Linked DNA regions of Homo sapiens: region 2 is linked to region 1. A link is an interaction called in ENCODE POLR2A ChIA-PET data of the cell type or tissue named here. Cell type or tissue: A673. All regions are shown on one strand. Each heading gives the region's core, and the rest is flanking DNA. Links, peaks and the distances in the headings are about the cores only.

Region 1 (5,386 bases), core at 289-5,288:
TACATTTGGCCAGGCGCCGTGGCTCACGCCCATCATCCCAACACTTTGGGAGGCCAAGGTGGGTGGATCACTTGAGGTCAGGAGTTTGAGAACAGCTTGGGCAACATGGCGAAACCCCATCTCTACCAAAAATACCAAATTAGCTGGGCGTGGTGGTGGGCACCTGTAATCCCAGCTACTCAGAAGGCTGAGGCAGGAGAATAGCTTGAACCTGGGAGGCAGAGGTTGCAGTGAGCTGAGATTGCACCACTGCACTCCTTCCAGTCTAGGTGAGAGAGCAAGACTCCATCTCAAAAATAAAATAAAACAAAATAAAAGATACACATTAACCCAAACGTTATTAATAATTTGATTTCAATATACTTGGAATAGCCCATCATTCAATCCAACCGGGTCTTGTCTTCTGACCATTAACCTCCACAACTATGGGAAGATAAAGTAAGCTATTATTTCCCATGGGTAATCCATGAAACATCAGCCAAGCCTTATTTGGTGATATTTATTCTGGCAGGTGTTTTGTAATTAGGAAAATCACATACCAACCAACATGTGATCTTTACCTTCATCCTAACTCCCGATACTTTATAACCACATTTATATGGCATTAAATGGATACAGTAATATGCTAAATTACATATAGCTTAATGAAATCACAGCAAGGCGCTTTTTTTTTTTTTAACAACCTGCTATCAGATAACACTTTGGATACAACACAGAAGAGTTTAATCAGCAGCAATGCAGAAATACTATAATGGTTTAGGCATAGGCTTTGAAGCCAGACTCTTACGTTGACATCATAGGCTCTACTACTTATTAGTCCTGGAATCTGGAACAGGTTTCTTAATGTCTCTGTGCCTTAGTTTTCTCACTTACAAAATAGTGTCTTTTTCACAGAGCAGCTGTGAAAACTAAATGAGGCAATTCTTATAATGTACTTAGAACAGTGTCTCTTACTTGATAATTGCTAGATTAAAATTAACTCTAGTAACGATGATTGCAAGTGATGAAGAAGATACAGCAAGCACTATACAAGATAGCAGAAGTGGCTTACTTGTAGTTGCCATTAAAAAATAAAAACCAGGCCAGGCGCAGTGGCTCACCCCTGTAATCCCAGCACTTCGGGAGGCCGAGGCAGGTAGATCACCTGAGGTCAGGAGTTTGAGACTAGCCTGACCAACAAGGTGAAATCCCGTCTCTACTAAAAATACAAACATTAGCTGGGTGTGGTGGCGGGTGCCTGTAGTCCCAGCTACTCGGGAGGCTGAGACAGGAGAATTGCTTGAACTGGGGAGGTAGAGGTTGCAGTGAGCCGAGATCGTGCCACTGCACTCCAGCCTGGGCGATGGAGCGAGACTCCGTCTCAATAAATAAATAAATAAATAAATAAATAAATAAATAAATAAATAAAAACCAGTAACAACAACAAATTGGCCCAGGCCATGTCTGCTAAAATCACATGCAAAAATGCTGCCATGTAGTTTACCTTTTAAAGCTTTCTAATAAGTTCCTTCCGGAACCCTACCAGCTTATCACTAATAAAACCTGTATTCAGTGTTAGCGACTGAATAACTACAGTAGCATACAGATAAACCACACAATCACCTTTCAATTAATAGGCTTCAATTTATTATAAAGAAAAAAGATAATTTTAATTAGCCTTGATTTAAACAGTGATAGTTTAAATGATTATGTCTCAACATAAATGAGAAGCACCAATAAATAAAATCATTACTTAGCAAGAAAATTATTTAAAATAACTCTCTGAGATCATCAATTATTTAGTTCTAACAAGGTAAACAGGATCATCTGGAAAAATAACAGCAAAAATACTTGCAAGCCAAAATCTGAGCCTTAAGTATATTTTTGTTGAAGATATTTTATATGGATATTTAAAACTAAATTAAAAGTAGGTAAGACAGAAAAAGGAAACACACAACAAGCACTTAAAATGAAACCAAGAATGAGGCTAATGTGCACTTGTTCCATGTTGTCACAACATTTATGTGGCCAGTGCAGAGTGGGAGAAAAGATCATTGCAAGATGTGTAGTGTCCAAGAGACTAATACAAATCAGATGGTCAGCAGAAACACAATTAATCCCAATAGTCAAATCAAAAGAGTTTTTCTCCCAAGGTCCTCATCAAAAGGGCAGTATCGGCTGCGCACAGTGGCTCAGGCCTGTAATCCCAGCACTTTGGGAGGCCAAGGTGGGTGGATCACCTGCGGTCAGGAGTTCAAGACCAGCCTGACTAACATGGTGAAACCCTGTCTCTACTGAAAATACAAAATTAGCCAGGCATGGTGGTGCATGCCTGTAATCCCAGCACTCTGGGAGGCCAAGGCGGGCAGATCACTTGAGGGCACGAGTTCAAGACCAGCCTGGCTAACATGACAAAACCCCCTCTCTACAAACAAACAAACAAAGTAGCCAAGTGTGGTATTGCTCTGTAATCCCAGCTACTTGGAGCACTGAGGCATGAGAATCGCTTGAGCCCAAGAGGCAGAGGTTGCAGTGAGCCGAGATTGTGCCACTGTACTCCAGTCTGGGTGACAGAGTGAGACTTTATATCAAAAATAAAATAAAATAGAAAAGCAACACACTCATAGGGCCACAATGCATAGTAACAAGTTGAGTCATGCTTGTAGTAGTTAGCTTTTAAAACCCCAAATTAAGACACAATACTTTTAGTCCTTTTTTGCTCCATGTTTTACTGATGTATTTATATAAAAAAGTAGTAGATGAACCAGAGCTCTGAGTTTAGCAAACTAGGAACAAATATTTACTCTATCACTTAACAGGATTTGGGACCTCCAACAAGTTACTTCATCTTTCTAAGTCTCAGTCTCCCCATCCACAAAATGGGAGTGGTAACAGTGTTGAGAATCACTTGGCCAAGGTTCTCTCATGCTGCTACATGTCTTGCCTGGTCTGCCAAGAATACAAGGTCCTGAGGACTCTGTCTGAGCCATTTTTCAGGATTGGGTTTGCGGGGAGCTCAGGGAGAGGAAATAATGTGTCCCCCTGGGACAAACAACAGCCTTGCTTATAGGCTGCTAGAAAGTGGCACATTTTCTAGGCTCTCGTTCTATTCCTCTAAGGTATTCTAATGCTGTTGTAAGCATACATCTAGGCCTGCCTGCATCACCACTGTGGGAATTCAGACTCAGGAACTGATGCAACCAGCCTGAAACACAGGCAACTGCTATTGTTGTGGGTAATAAAAATCTTTTGTCTCTGACCTAGGAGTCTCATGTCTTAGAGAAGACATGAGACATAGTCATCTATGAAACTGTAGCAAGCAAGTGAGTCACTTGAGAGTTTGCAAATAGCAGAAAATATCAGACCCTTTATCATTTTTGACAAATAATATTGTCTCACATGGTTATTGAGAAAATTAAATATTATAAAGCAAGTAGTATTTTTAATCCAGTGTCTGGTACCCAGTATGCCTTTATCCAGCATTAGCTATTTACAGCTGTTATGAAACGTATTATGATGGAATAAAAATTAGAGATAGATATTTAATGAATCACCTTTGCTAAGAAGAATAAAATCCCAAGAAGCTACTAAAATCTCTTCAATTTAAAAATTGACAAATTCTGAATTATAAAATGCTAATCAGCAATGCTTCACATTTCCACAATGTATAAAACAGGCTAGAGGAAGACATTAGCTTAAACGGCTCTGGCTGTGTGTTAAAATACATTACTGTCTGTACATACCAGTTCTTTCGCTTCTTCAAGCTGTTTCTCCACATTTGCAACCATCTGTTTCTTTTCATCTGAAACAAACAATAATACCAAGAAATTGCTAAAGATACAAATAAATTTAATATTTTAAAACTTCAATTTTTATATGCCTTTTTCCTTTCTGGTCAATCAGATTACAGAACATAAGGCAAAAGAGCATATCATTCTTTGGTGGGTTTGAAACCACTTTAAGCCATTGATTCCAGGCTATCTAGAAACATATAATCTGATAGAATACCTAATTATTAAGAGACACCATTTTTAAGAGAGACCTATTTTTAAGAGAGACTAAAAATTATGTTGCCCTTTAGGAGAGACTAAGTCAACAAGAGCAGATTTGTGCTGGCCTAAGGAATCTGTGAAGTCATAACTTTAATAAATTGGGAATAACTGATTTGTTAATACAATTTAAAAGTTATATACAAAAACACTTCCTAAAACTGGGCAAAAACAATCCTTTAAAAAATTGTACTTTCAGTAGCATGGAGAATCAGGTGTAATGGAATAAATATTTGAAGTTAGGACTACTGATTCCAAACCGAAAGCTACTATCTCACTCAATGGTTATGGGATCCTGGGCAAGAAATTTTTCTCTTTTTTTCTGAGACTCACTCTGTACTCTCTAAAATGGAAATAAAAAATATCTACGGGATTACTTTTAGCTCCAATAAGCTTGATGCAAGTGAAATTACTTTAATATTATAAAGTGCTAAGTCTCTGTATGTGGTTTATTTTTCTAATACAATCAAGTTATAACCCAACTGTAATTCCCTTCTCTAGGAGAGACATGTCCTGGCAGACAATTTCAGAAAGCTTTCCCATACCCTCATTCCAGCCAGTCAGCCTATTTGTTCACATACCCTAGTTAAGTTTTGTGCAAACCAGATGTATTGAACATCTCTAGTTTTTGTCTGCCTAGCATGCTTCTCTTCTCAGGCAACAGCCCCTACTCTCTTCAAAGGCCTTCTTCCTCACCAAGCAGGACAATGAAAATGCTATCTCCATAAAGACTCTGCTTCTTCAGTCACAGTGACTTGGCAAATGACCGGCATCTAATCCTAGCTGGACTAATCTCAGTAACTCAATCCTCTGGCCACATTCATCTGGGAGTTGGGCGGTGGGATAGGCATATATGAACCAGAGAGAACAAAGTTCTAGAGCAAGGGGAAAGCCTTTTCCTTTCTCCTGGTAACGAAAAAATGAGCCTAGAAGCGCTGCTAGCATCCATTGGTCTAGCTCCAAGAAGAAAGCAAGCGTGCAATGGCTGAAAATAAAACCTGCATTTAAAAAGAAACACAACTGAGAGACAGAGAGAGAGAGATATAGTTAGTTCCTGGCTTGAAATAACTGAAATGGCTTGACTTTATAAAAGCTTGACTTTACCATAGTTTGGTTTCTTGAGCCAACAACTTTCTTGTTCTTTATTTAAAACTGGGTTTATGTCACATGGGAGCCTAATGAGACTGACTAACACAACAGACTAGAAAAGTCATGAAGCTTGAAATGGGTACAACACCTACCAGCTGACCAGCCTTCAGAAGGACAGCCAATCCTAAGTGGGGAAGCTTTAATAGAAATTATTATTTCACTGGCCGGGCGCGGTGGCTCACGCCTGTAACCTCAGCACTTTGGGAGGC
Region 2 (5,386 bases), core at 243-5,242, 270 kb before region 1:
GTCAAAAGAGAGATTTTTGGCAACTGCATATAAAACTCTTGAGATTTGTAATGAAGAACATAATCAGAAGGGAAAAAAAGCAAAGTTGCATTTTCTGCGAATTAAAACTGGTAAATCACTGTGGGTAGCTTTAAATTCAACAGAAGATAAAAATAATTACTATTTTAAATGTTAGTCCTTGTTACTTTGCTTCAGACTGGTTCTCTCCTTGACTTGGGGTCCTTGTAGGCCCATGGTTTTTTCTTTGGAGAAGAAAATTCAAATCATTCAACAAAATATTTATTGAGGGCTGGGCGCAGTTGCTCATGCCTATAATCCCAGCACTTTGGGAGGCCGAGATGGGCGGATCACTTGGGGTCAGAAGTTTGAGACCCCATCTCTACCAAAAATACAAAAAAATTAGCCTGGCATGGTGGCAGGCGCCTGTAATCCCAGCTATTCGGGAGGCTGAGGCACGAGAATGTCTTGAACCTGGGAGGCGGAGATTGCAGTGAGCCGAGATCGCGCCACTGCACTCCAGCCTGGGCAACAGAGTGAGACTCTGTGTCAAAAAAAAAAAAAAAAGAAATTTATTGAGGACTTATACAATGGTTGCTGCTAGATATTAAAATGAGTAAGGCAAGATTTCTGCCTTCATGAAGCTCAGTATTTAATTGGAAAAGGACAGAAATTTACAAAGAGCCCTTTTAAAGACTGGCTGTGATAGGTATTATGATAAATAAAATGCCAGAATTAGGGAGAAAGGAGGAATTCACTCTGATTAATGGACCAGGGAAGGTGAGAAGGTAAAACGCAGGATTATAGAGGAGGAATGGACTCCTGCATTTGTGGGGAGAGGAAGAATATTTTAGGGGGAGGAAACAGGACACACAAAGGGATGCAAGAACGAGTGTGCACCACGGGCCAGAGACCCCCGAACAGTCTAATGTGTTTGGCTCAGACATGGTATACAGGTGAGGGATGGGAATGATGAAGGGAGAGGAGGAACAGATTGTGGGCAGCCTTGGCCTGCTGGTAAGGAGCTTGAACCCTATTTTGAGGTGGGAGGAGCCACTGGAGAGTACTGAGAAGGGCAGTGACATGGTCAGATGGGTCTGCGTTTGAGAAAGACAAACTGGGGAAGGAATAGCATTTGAAAGGGGCAGGAGCAGTAAGAATGTAAATGAAGGCCAGGCACGGTGGCTCACGCCTGTAATCCCAGCACTTTGGGAGGCTGAGGTGGGTGAATCACCTGAGGTCAGGAGTTCGAGACCAGTCTGACCAACATGGTGAAACCCTGTCTCTACTAAAAATACAAAATTAGCTGGGTGTGGTGGTGCACCCCTGTAATCTCAGCTACTTGGGCTGAGGTAGGAGAATCACTTGAACCCAGGAGGCTGAGGTTGCAGTGAGCCGAGATCACACCACTGCACTCCAGCCTGGGCAACAAGTGTAAAACTCTCTCTTAAAATAAAATAAAATAAAATAAAATAAAATAAAATAAAATAAAATAATGTAAATGAGAACTGACTAGCAGTATTGCAAGTGTGGAATCCACAGGACTTAAAGAACAATTAGACAATAGGAGTGAGAGAAGGGAGAGGACCCAGCTGTTTCTCAGACTTCCATAGATGATGATGACATTACCCAAAACAGAGAACATATGAATAACTTTGACCAAATAATAAACACCACTACGCCAGAGAATGCCATAGTAAAACATTATGGCAAACTTAAAAAACTTCATGCTAAATGAAAGAAGCCAGTCACAAAAGGTCACATATTATGTGCTTCTATTTGTATGAAATATCCAGGGTGGGTAAATCCACGGAGACGGGGGCTGGGGGAATGGGAAGCAACTGTTTAATGGGCATGGGGTTGCCTTTTGGGGTGGTGAAAATGTTTTGGAACTAGGTAGACATGAGGGTTGCATAACATTGTAAATATACTGCATGCTATACTTTCAAATGGTTAATTTCATATGAATTTCAATTTTAAAACGATAAAAGCAAAGCAAAAAATAAAAAATAAAAAATCAAACCAAAAATAAAAAATCAAACCAAAACCCAAAAACACCATGGCAGCCCAAAAAGCCTTGTATTCCAGAGCTGAACGTGCCAGGAATCTCCTTTTAAACCCAGATAATCCCAGTAAGGAAAGAAACCTAAGGGAAGGACTGCTAGTGCCCATGCACTGAGCAGAATCACCTGGTCCCCAGTGGACACACTCCTTCCTAGCTGCTATTATGCACGTTTTGCTGGGAAGGCTGATAGCCTTGGAATTGGAGGTATGTTCTCTTCTTGGGGACCATCCACCTTTACTGTGTCAACTCTGGCTGACCTAGTAATGTGAGCAGTCAATCTGCCATGTGAAAACATATCAGAGGGAGGGGAAAAAGCAGCAAAGTACATCCAGAGAGAAGCATGTGGGTCAGGAAACAGTAAGAAAAACTTTCTGGCATTCATATTGGTCATCAGTAGCCCAAGGGGAATAAAGGGTTTCCTGATGCTCAGTGCATCATCAGGAAGATTAATTAACATTTGTAAAGGCCACACACAGTGTGAAAGGCCCAGTAATGGATCTCCAAAAGCCACAGTCCCTGCTTTCCAGAAGGTCATGAAACAAGGAGTGGAAAATATTCCCTAGAAGACAGAGCTGGATGACCTCGACCATGAAGAACATTGCAAAGAAACGACCGGGCTTGTCTGGGATTCTCTTCATTCTGAAGTTGAATCTGATCTGACAGATGTGGTGAGTAATTAAACCCTTGTCCATTCATAGTCTGAATGCTTGCACTGCACAGAGAATGGGGCAGGAATAATGAGAGGCACAGCCCCTCTGGGACTATTCAGGAGTGCTCAAATTTGCATGGTCACATGAACCCAAAGGAAGTGGATTATGCTGGCCTGGCCAGGAAGTAGAGACAGCCAAAGATTTCTGATTTGCATAAATCCTAAGGCTGGAAGGCAGAGAGGCTTAAAGGCTCTCAAAAAAGGCCAGATGTAGCTGCCTTCCCTAGAACCCAGCACATCTCTGTAGCTAGATGCCTTCTCACAAAGGCTGTACAGGTAATCAAACTTGTGATGTCATTTGCTCAAAAGTTTCATAAATATGTACTGTTAAGTTCCCCAAAAATGTGATTTTTACAAGTGAAGTTGCTGTACAGTCTCCTAGGGAATGGATTCTTTTAATTAGCTTGAAAAAAAGGTGATTCGGTAAAGGGTAATGCATTTTATTATGATTAATGCTGTCAAATAATTTCTAATGGTGTGACAAGGTGCTTAAGTAAAGAATTGTTTGTGGCTTTAAAAAATAGTTAATGCCTCTCAAAAAGGATTATTTTCTTTTTAAGTTTCAAATGAAGGCTACTAATTAATTAATCCATTTACATAAAAATGTCTTGGATCAGCTACCTGCAAAGATAAAGGATGAAATCTATCCTCTAATTGGAAAAAGAAAAACTGCTATAAAATATGTGGAATAAACATATGAAAGTAATCTACAAAAGGCAAATAGAAGTCATTAATTAAAAACTGACATCAAAAATTTCATTTCATTCTATGCAATATTAAAAATATTGGTGATGTCATATACTTAACTGAGTAATCTTCCTAAAATATGCCTTCTCATGTATGCTGTTTTATGCAGTTTTTTTTTTTTTTTTGAGATGGAGTTTCACTCTTGTTGCCCAGGCTGGAGTGTAGTGGCACGATCTCGGCTCACTGCAACCTCCACCTTCCAGGTTCAAGCGATTCTCCTGCCTCAGCCTCCTGAGTAGCTGGGATTACAGGTGCCTGCCACCATGCCTGGCTAATTTTTTTGTATTTTTAGTAGAGATGGGGTTTCGCCATGTTGGGCAGGCTGGTCTTAACTCCTGACCTCAGGTGATCCACCTGCCTTGGCCTCCCAAAGTCTTGGGATTACAGACGTGAGCCACCGGGCCTGGCCTTATGGAGTTTATTCACGGGAAGTCATGCAAAACTACATGGTGGTTTCAAGAAATTGGACTGAAATCTCCCTTCAGTTTTTCCCAAAATGTAGCTAACTTCATGTTATCTCCCAGATTCATAGACATCAGGCAACCAAGCTTGGTGAAAGCATTCCAACTTTTGCTCCCTTCAGTTCTGAACGAGTGCTACCCTTGATATAAACAGTCATTACAGACCCAGAATGCAACAAAGAAGGCAGATATTTACTAGTGAAAAACTGAAGTTCCTTAATCACTTTAATATATATAATCAAATGGAAATTATATATTACCCAGACTAATTATATATAATTTCTTGGCATCAGGTATAAACTATTCAGACTATCAAGGAAAAAAATAAAAAGATGCTTCTTTATAGCAGAATTTTTATTATAAAATATATCTCACAGCAAATCCCATCTTTTTAGTATCTGGTCTTTAGTCTTTGATGATTTCAGTTTGTTTTTCCAAATTTTTTTTCCAAGCTGAGGCTGTGCTGCCATTTTTGCAATTGGGATTGGTATTTTTATGATCACTTACTGGATTTATTATACGGTGGTTGAATAAACTGCTGACAAGAAAAGTGGAAAGGGAAAGAGAGAAAAGAGGAGAGAGTTAAAAAGCCAAGGAGATGGAAAAAGAAGAAAAAAGAGGGAAGAAAGAACAGGAAGGAAAGGGGGAAAGAGGTTAAAAAAAAAATCCTAAAAGTAGATGTTGTAATACATAGGAAAAAGAAACTCGGGCACCTGTCAAAGGGACTCCATGTGTCAGTGAACTGCAGGAGGTGACACTTAGGCATCCTGGCTGTACATCATCCCTCACTCTAAATGAATGTAAAGGTAGATCTTTATTCTTTTGGACTGACAAGATCACGCCACAAGGTGACTATCAATTGGCAGGGACTTCAACTTTACAAAGTTGTGCTGAAAGACAGAATTATCAATAAGCTCCTGAAGACACATTCTCACCAGGAGAAATGGAAAACTCAGGTTCTAGCCAAGTCCTTAAGAATGCAGAGGAAGGAGGGTCACAGAATGGAGGAAATCTCTGGTTTGCTGGTAGCTGTAACCTCTCCCCCTTAAAAAGCCCATCTTCACCTTTAAAATAATGCAGATTGTTCATGTATTCTTTGAAGGAGCTTAACATGACTTGTACAAAAGGCCAGCATAATTTTCCAGCTGTTTTGCTGAGAAATATGCCCTCTTCTATGGTCAGTGAGATTCAGCTCCAGAGAAGTGAAATAACTCAATCCAGGTGTTGCTGCTGGGGAGAGAGGTCCTGATGTTGGGGCCCCTGGATTGGAGGTCAGCATGCCCAGCCTTTGGCTGTGGAACTTTCTGGGGAGTATCAGGTTTGCTACGCACAAAGAGGGCTGGTAGAACTCTCCTGATCACAAGACATGACACTTGCCAGTACCACTAGAGCGCTGAAGAGGCGCAG

What was found. Peaks named below come from ENCODE experiments on the same cell type or tissue, not always from the same donor. Only the 100,000 strongest peaks of a DNase experiment are listed, where the experiment ranks them.
Region 2: POLR2A ChIA-PET joins it to region 1 with 10 read pairs; 2 of 35 experiments call an interaction of 5 or more read pairs at or near these places.

Annotation. Positions count from the first base shown.
Region 1 is chr10:112,458,919-112,464,304 of GRCh38, reverse strand. It overlaps VTI1A (vesicle transport through interaction with t-SNAREs 1A), which reads right to left. Exons shown (of 8, transcript NM_145206.4): 2 at 3,723-3,781. Among named protein-coding and RNA genes, the nearest start is that of VTI1A, 14 kb to the right of the region's middle. RefSeq lists an enhancer at 3,001-3,295. In A673, for the core only: no CTCF peak of the experiment used is centred there; a DNase peak (open chromatin) is centred at 3,154; H3K27ac peaks cover 1,318 bases.
Region 2 is chr10:112,729,833-112,735,218 of GRCh38, reverse strand. All of the region lies in intron 7 of VTI1A (vesicle transport through interaction with t-SNAREs 1A), which reads right to left. Among named protein-coding and RNA genes, the nearest start is that of MIR4295, 98 kb to the right of the region's middle. RefSeq lists an enhancer at 2,370-2,871. In A673, for the core only: no CTCF peak of the experiment used is centred there; a DNase peak (open chromatin) is centred at 2,838.